Regions from separate parts of the Homo sapiens genome. Here region 2 is linked to region 1. Evidence: chromatin contacts called from ENCODE Hi-C or POLR2A ChIA-PET data. All regions are on one chromosome and are shown on one strand. The core of a region is the stretch at or near the end of the contact, and the rest is flanking DNA. Distances in the headings are between cores, read along the strand shown.

Evidence for each region. A loop is a pair of places that touch in the nucleus more often than their neighbours do. ChIA-PET counts read pairs that join two places held with the same protein, here RNA polymerase II (POLR2A). Pooled maps may share reads with other maps.
Region 2: a loop to region 1 is called in a map of Caco-2, with 4 times the contacts of the local background. The contact joins two enhancer-like sites. A Hi-C loop is called at or near these places in 1 of 168 maps with a recorded cell type or tissue (Caco-2) and 2 of 50 pooled maps. POLR2A ChIA-PET finds 5 or more read pairs at or near these places in 2 of 52 experiments (PC-3 and activated CD4-positive, alpha-beta T cell).

Annotation. Positions count from the first base shown.
Region 1 is chr7:433,059-436,651 of GRCh38, forward strand. The region is part of intron 1 of LOC116435278 (a long non-coding RNA gene); the gene reads left to right. Among named protein-coding and RNA genes, the nearest start is that of PDGFA, 85 kb to the right of the region's middle. RefSeq lists enhancers at 1-817, 818-1,653, 2,400-3,593, 3,326-3,593. Within about 2 kb of position 2,318, at least 4 of the 41 ENCODE cell types and tissues checked have a DNase peak (open chromatin) inside an H3K27ac peak, as active enhancers do.
Region 2 is chr7:766,604-770,347 of GRCh38, forward strand. All of the region lies in intron 8 of DNAAF5 (dynein axonemal assembly factor 5), which reads left to right. Among named protein-coding and RNA genes, the nearest start is that of PRKAR1B, 41 kb to the left of the region's middle. RefSeq lists enhancers at 902-2,101, 1,551-2,078. Within about 2 kb of position 2,353, at least 12 of the 41 ENCODE cell types and tissues checked have a DNase peak (open chromatin) inside an H3K27ac peak, as active enhancers do.

The DNA of each region.
Region 1 (3,593 bases), core at 1,068-3,567:
AAAGCAGAGCCAGAAGTGGGAGAGTCCACGCCCTGATCGTGCTGTTGGAGCACCTGAATCCAGCCGTGCCTGAAGCCCACCACCCCGCACTTTCTGGTAGGAGCCAGAAATATCCACCTTGTAAATACCCACCTTGACCTCAATCAGTCTGAGCAGGTTTCTGTCACTCGGACCTGAAGAGTCCTTGCTAACGCCCTCTGCTAGGATGCAGCCCGCCCGGTCTGTCTGTGGCTCTGCCAGCTTCCCGAGCGCCTCTGCAGCTGTGCCTGATGACAGCCTCCTGGGGTTGCCATCTCTCCCTGCCCCTTTGCCCCCCTTATCTTGCATCTTGGGGCGAAGCCTCCTCCCTTCCCTCCCAGAGTCTTCAGGCCCTCCGGAGCCCCACCCAAGGCTGCAGTGCCCCCACCCTCGTTCCAAAGACACAAACTGAAGCAGCCACACGGGGAACCCAGAAGAAGGTCTCTGAGGCACAGCCTGTCGCCCCATAGAAGCCGACTCTTCCTCAGCCTGCCTTGCCAGCACAGGGCGAGGTGGGACATGGGGAGAGGACCCCACACAGACCCCATGTCAGATCCCCATTCCCCGCCCCCTGTCATTTCCAGCTGTGTGACCCCAGGCAAGCCACGTCACCACTCCAAGCCTCTCAGGTTAAAGATGGGGCCAGTAACTCCAGCCGCCTCCTCCTGGAAGTGTGGAGAACACGCCCGCCCAGGCTGCCCGGCCACGGCTGCCCTGCTCCCAGGCAGCGGCACAGGGCTGGATCCCAGGGGTTCCTTGGGCCAGGGGTGGGGCTCAGCTGGATCCTGCAGTGCTGGGGCATCCACCTGACAACCGCTATCCTTCTCACCGACTCCATAAAACCCACCAAGAAAAGCCGTGCAGGACATCCCGGCACACAGCAGTTCACAGTTACTCAGATGCTGCTGCGTCCAGCTCAAGGAGTGAAGGAGGGGAAAGGAAAAAGGAAGGAAGGGGGTGCGTGCAGTGGCTCACACCTGCGAGGTCAGCACTTTGGGAGGCTGAGGCAGGAGGATCGCTTGAGCCCAGAAGTTCAAGACCAGCATGGACAACTTAGGGAAACCCTTCTCTACAAAAAATAAAAGAATTAGCCGGGTGTAGCCGCAGGCCCTGTAGTCCCAGCTACTCGGGAGGCCGGGGCAGGAGGATCCCTTGAGCCAGGGAGGTCGAGGCTGTAGTGAGCTGAGATCGCACCACTGCACTCCAGCCTGAGTGACAGAGCAAGACCCTGTCTCAAAAAACATTTTTTTATTTTAATTTTTTTTTTTTTTTGAGACAGAGTCTCGCTGTCGTCCAGGCTGGAGTGCGGTGGTGCGATCTCGGCTCACTGCAAGTTCCGCCTTCCGGGTTCACGCCATTCTCCTGCCTCAGCCTCCCGAGTAGCTGGGACTACAGGCGCCCGCCACCACGGCCGGCTAATTTTTTGTATTTTTAGTAGAGATGGCGTTTCACCGTGTTAGCCAGGATGGTCTCAATCTCCTGACCTCGTGATTCACCCGCCTCGGCCTCCCAAAGCGCTGGGATTACAGGCGTGAGCCACCGCGCCCGGCTGATTTTGTTTTTTGTATTTTTAGTAGAGACGGGGTTTCGCCGTGTTAGCCAGGATGGTCTCGATCTCCTGACCTCGTGATCCGCCCGCCTCGGCCTCCCAAAGCGCTGGGATTACAGGCGTGAGCCACCGTGCCCGACCCCTGTTATGCCCCTTACGATTATTATTGTATCTTTATGAGCTCAAGCTGCTGTCCCCTCCGAGTCTGGCACATGCTGGCTGGAGACCGGCAGCACCCGGATGGGGAAGAGCAGCCGTTTGGAGTCAGCATTGACAGAAAATCGAACACTGCTGCTCGAGGATTCAGAAGCGGCCCTTCTGAGCTCTGCTGTGCACGCCGCGGGCTCTGGAGAGATTGGCTGGGTCGTCCCCCACCTTCCTGGGGCAAGGGACCTGCCGAAGAGAGCCGGGGAAGAATGTCAACATTGTTAGGAAAACAAGCTTCAGACAGAAGCTCTGCATAGCGGCCACCCGGAGGGAGGTGGAATTTTGCAATGCGCCCCTCCCCGTGCAGGGCGAGTGGCCCCAGGGCACACGAAGGCCCTGGCTGCCGTGAGTTGATTTAAAGCTCGGCTGCCTATCTCTGGTGACAGGTTATTTGTGTAACCTACAGTTTTCTATGCACGTAGTAATTTCCACCTCCCTCCATGTCACACAGAAGACACGTTTTTACCCTGAGTCGGAGCAGGAGAAGTGTCTAAACGAAAGTGACTTCACAAAGGGCTTGACTGACAGGCGGGCGCGGGGAGAGCCGGGATAATGTCCGGGTTATCAAAGCAGACGCAGGTGGGCAGGTGAGAACGGGCATGCTCCCCAGCTCAGAAAGGCCCGTTCGGCTCGCAGGAGGTCCCAAAGCAGGAACTAACAGGCACAGGGATCGCTGGCCCCGTGCGTTTCCCTTTAAACACTGTCTAAGCTGTAACGAAGTCTGATTACAGTTTAGCTGAGATGGAAACTGAGAGGAAGGAACTATAATATTCAGCAATTACAATCACCTTCCTCTTTGGACAATCCCATTTCACTCCTCGGCTTATGCCTGTTCCCCGTGGATCCTGACTACACACCCTAACCTCATGCTTGGCAGTTCGTAAACAAGATGCCGCTCTGTGGTGACGGCGTACGCGAAATGAGAAGCACGACTCTGGGGGCCAGAGAGGCCTGATCTCGGTAGCTCCCAGGCTTAGTCTCTGCGCTACCTGGGCCGAAAGAGCTGAATTCTGCGAAGCTCTGTGTCCTTGCCTGTAGAAGGGGGAAGAACGGAACTTACTTGGAAGACTTGTGTGACTCGGGTGAGGATTCAGCTGTGCACACACAAAGGGACATGAGTGAGCAAGCGTCTGGCACGGACACAGCCGGGTGTGGAACAGCAGCCCCGCCCCGTTGGCTCAGAGGCAGCCGCACGCACAGAGGAGCTGTCTCAGCTCAGAGCCTGGCCTGGCCCGTCCACCTGGCCCTCTGGGAGGGCCGCCCCCCTTGCTTCTCTGGCCAAATTCCTACATCTGGGGTCTCGAGGGGAAGAGGCCGGGATGAGTTGCTGGGTGGCCCAGCAATAAATCTTGAACAATGAGGTGGCTCAGTCTCCCTCCTACCAAATGGACCAAGTTACCTCTGAGGCCGTGGGAGGTGAATGAGTCAGTGTTTGTGAAACACTCTGTGGATCAGATGAAAGGGCTCCAGGAGGGGCTGCCCATTAGAGGTGATCACAGGGAGCTTGGCCCACGCCCCCCAGAATGAGGGCCAAGGGGCGGGGGCGGCAGGAGGCCTGGACGCAGAGGAGGCCACAGCCAGGCCCCACTAAGCCACCTGTTCCCGGCACAGGCATCCGAGGGCCAAGGCTGCAGGAACCGTCTCTGCTGGTCACGTCTGGAGTGTGAGGCCCTGGAGGCCCCCGTGCACGTCCGTGCGATGATGCCGCCCACAACCACCGAGATCGGCCGGAGGGAAATAAGGCCGGAGGCAGCAGCACCCGGGGTGGGGCCTGGCGTGGCCCGGACCACGTAACCTCCTGCGCTTGGACAGCTTCTCC
Region 2 (3,744 bases), core at 1,103-3,602, 330 kb after region 1:
GACACAAAATGAGAACAAAAGCATTAAGAGTTGGGCACGGTGGCTCACGCCTATAATCTCAGCACTCTGAGTCCATAACCGAGCAGCCTGCTCTGATGATAGAGGCTGAGGCAAGGAGGCTCACGTGAGCTCAGAAATTGAGGCTTCAGGGAGCTGTGATTGTACCACTGCACTCCAGCCCGGACAACAGAGAGAGACCATGATTCCAAAAAACAAAAAGCATTAACTCCCAAACAAACAGGCAAAATATCCACATTTTATAAAAAAGAATTAATACAACTAATAAGCAAATAGAGTGGGAACTATCCAGCCCTTCTAGTGATGAGGAAATATGAATTAAAGACTGTAGGGTCCCGCTGGGCGTGGTGGCTCACGCCTGTAATCCCAGCACTTTGGGAGGCCGAGGCAGGCAGATCCCGATGTCAGGAGATCGAGACCATCCTGGCTAACATGATGAAACCCCGTCTCTACTAAAAATACAAAAAATTAGCTGGGTGCGGTGGCGGGCGCTTGTGGTCCCAGCTACTCGGGAGGCTGAGGCAGGACAATGGCGTGAACCCAGGAGACGGGGCTTGCAGTGAGCCGAGACTGTGCCACTGCCCTCCAGCCTAGGCGACAGAGCGAGACTCGGTCTCAAAAAAAAAAAAAAAAAAGACTGTAGGGTCCCATTTCTTCATTTATCCAATTAAGTGAAATAGCTGCTGCCTAGGGTGGCTGAGCTGGGAGTGCCAAGGTGCTTTTGGAAAGCCGTGGGACGCTGCGCATCTGGAATTGCCAATGTCTTCACTCCTTTCATCCAGCAATCACATTCATGAGAATCTATCCTTCCAATTCTAATTATGGAAAAAGCTATGCACCCAAAAATATGCATCGGGGCATAATTTAATAGAAATTGTAAGTGACCCAAATACCTCATACGAAGTTAAATACATAATGATATTTCCATAGAAGAAATGCTCTGGCAACCATTAAAAACAATTATCCTAAGCCTTTATAGCAAAATGGGAAGACAGGTGTGGTGTGATATGGAGGGAAAGTGAAGCCAGTGCAGAAGTGTCCGTGCTGCAAGCAGGAACTCGCACTGGGAGGGGAGACACGTGATCAGGGCGGAAGTGTCCGTGCTGCGAGGCGGAGCTGGCGCTGGGAGGGGAGACACGTGATCCGGGCGGAAGTGTCCGTGCTGCCAGCAGGAGCTCCCGCTGGGAGGGCAGACACGTGGTCCGGGTGGAAGTGTCCCTGCTGCGAGCAGGAGCTCACGCTGGGAGGGCAGACACATGGTCCGGTGGAAGTGTCCCTGCTGCAAGCAGGAGCGCTAGTGCTGGGAGGGCGGACACGTGGCTCCGGGCAGAAGTGTCCGCCAGCAGGAGCGCTCGTGCTTGGAAGGTAGACACGTGGCCCGGGCGGAAGTGTCCTTGCAGCGAGCAGGAGCTGGCGCTGGGAGGGCAGACACGTGGTCCGGGCGGAAGTGTCCGTGCAGCGAGCGGGAGCTCGCGCTGGGAGCGGAGACAGGTGATCTGGGCGGAAGTGTCCATGCTGCGAGCGCTCGCGGCTGGGAGCGCAGACACGTGGTCCAGGCGGAAGTGTCCATGCTGCAGCAGGAGCTCGCACTGGGAGGGGAGACACGTGATCAGGGCGGAAGTGTCCGTGCTGCGAGGAGGAGCTAGCGCTGGGAGGGGAGACACGTGGTCTGGGCGGAAGTGTCCGTGCTGCGAGCAGGAGCTCTCGCTGGGAGGGCAGACACGTGATCCTGGCGGAAGTGTCTGTGCTGTGAGCCGCAGCTCACACTGGGAGGGAAGACACGTGGTCCGGGCGGAAGTGTCTGTGCTGCGAGTGGGCGCTCCGGCTGGGAGGGCAGACACGTGGTCCGGGCGGAAGTGTCCGTGCAGCGAGCAGGAGCTCGCGCTGGGAGGGCAGACAAGTGGTCCAGTGGAAGTGTCCGTGCTGCAAGCAGGAGCGCTAGTGCTGGGAGGGCAGACACGTGGCCCAGGCGGAAGTGTCCACGCCTACCTCGAGCAGGAGCGCTCATGCTGGGAAGGCAGATGGGTGGCCCGGGCAGAAGTGTCCGTGCTGCAAGCAGGAGCGCTCATGCTGGGAAGGCAGACACGTGGCCCAGGCGTCAGGTTTGAACATTCTTGACAGCAAGTGGCTCACCCGTCAGCGTGCTTCTTTTTCCCATCCCAGGAGTTGGACTTGACCTGTGGACATTTGGCTGTTTTCTTTTTGTTTTTAAGCCAGAAACACTGTCTTGTTTCCAGTTTAAGATGTAGAGAGGGTGAAACAGTCAGAAACTGGGTCAGAAGCAGCGTGGTTCTCGTGGCAGGGCGGCACTTGGCCCAAGACTCGTGCTCTGGCGGGAGGCTCAAGTCAGGCGTCCCAGCAGCTTCGGTGCAACGCCTCCTGCCCGGCTGCGTGGGGAGGCCCTCCAAGACACCAGCTGGTCTCACCGCGAGGCCTGACTTCGAGCCAGAGCAGCGAGTACATTGCGTCTCCGTGTGGCAAGGGCAGGTGCGGGGGTCTCAGTCCACTACCGAGCAGCCTGCTCTGATGACTGGCGGCGCCAGGGAGAAGGCTCACATCGCGAGGTCCCCAGCAACGGCTCAAGGTGACTCACAGTTGCTTGGATAAGCCAGTGGACGCTCCCTCTACACTGGCCCGGGGCCAGAGCGCCTCCTTCTGCGGCCCCAACCCAGTCCCCACCCTGAGCCTTCAGCTCCTGGGCCTGCAGGCTGAGCCTGGCAGGAGACGCTGCAGGGACTCTCAGAGCTGTCCTTGCCCTGTCATTCATGGAGACTTACAGGGAGGCGGGGCGGCCCTACTGCAGTGGGGACCCCTTGGGGCGTAGGATGCACAGTGCAGGCGCCCAAGCCTCGCGCCCACCGGAGAGCAGCCACGGTGCAGGAGCTTGGCCCTGAGTGTGGGCGGGGTGAGGGCTGCAACGCTGAGAAGCAGATATTAAAGAAGTTCTTTCACTGAAACAATTGATTTTGGTCGTTGTTTCAACTATTGCTTGACTTTAATTTTTCAAAAAAATTTAGAAAAGTTTAAGAAAAATGGAAGGTTGTTTTGTTTTTGAGATGGAGTTTTGCTCTTGGTGCCCAGGCTGGAGTGCAATAGTGCGATCTCAGCTCACCGCAACTTCCGCCTCACGGGTTCAAGCAGTCAAGCAGCTGGGATTACAGGCGCCCACCACCACGCCCAGCTAATTTTGTATTTTTAGTAGAGATGGGATTTTTCTCCATGTTGGTCAGGCTGGTCTCGAACTCCCGACCTCAGGTGACCTCAGGTCACCCATCTTGGCTTTCCAAAGTGCTGGAATTATAGGCGTGAGCCACCACGTCCAGGTTTTGTTTTTGTTTTTGTTTTTTTGAGACATAGTCTCACTTTGTCACCCAGGCTGGAGTGCAGTGGCACGATCTCGGCTCACTGCAACCTCCACCTCCCAGGTTCAAGTGATTCTCCTGCCTCAGCCTCCCAAGTAGATGGGACTACAGGTATATGCCACCATGCTAGGGTAATTTTTGTATTTTTAGTGGAGATGGGGTTTCACCATGTTGACCAGGCTGGTCTCAAACTCTGGACCTCAGGTGATCCTCCCTCCTTGGCCTCCCAAAGTGCTGGGATTATAGGCATGAGCCACCATGCCTGACCAAATAGGTTTTCATATGGAAAAACGTGATTTTGGGGGGTTAAAATTTTCTGCTGCTTTTCTGTGATAATCACCTTACTGATTGAGAAAGAGGAAGC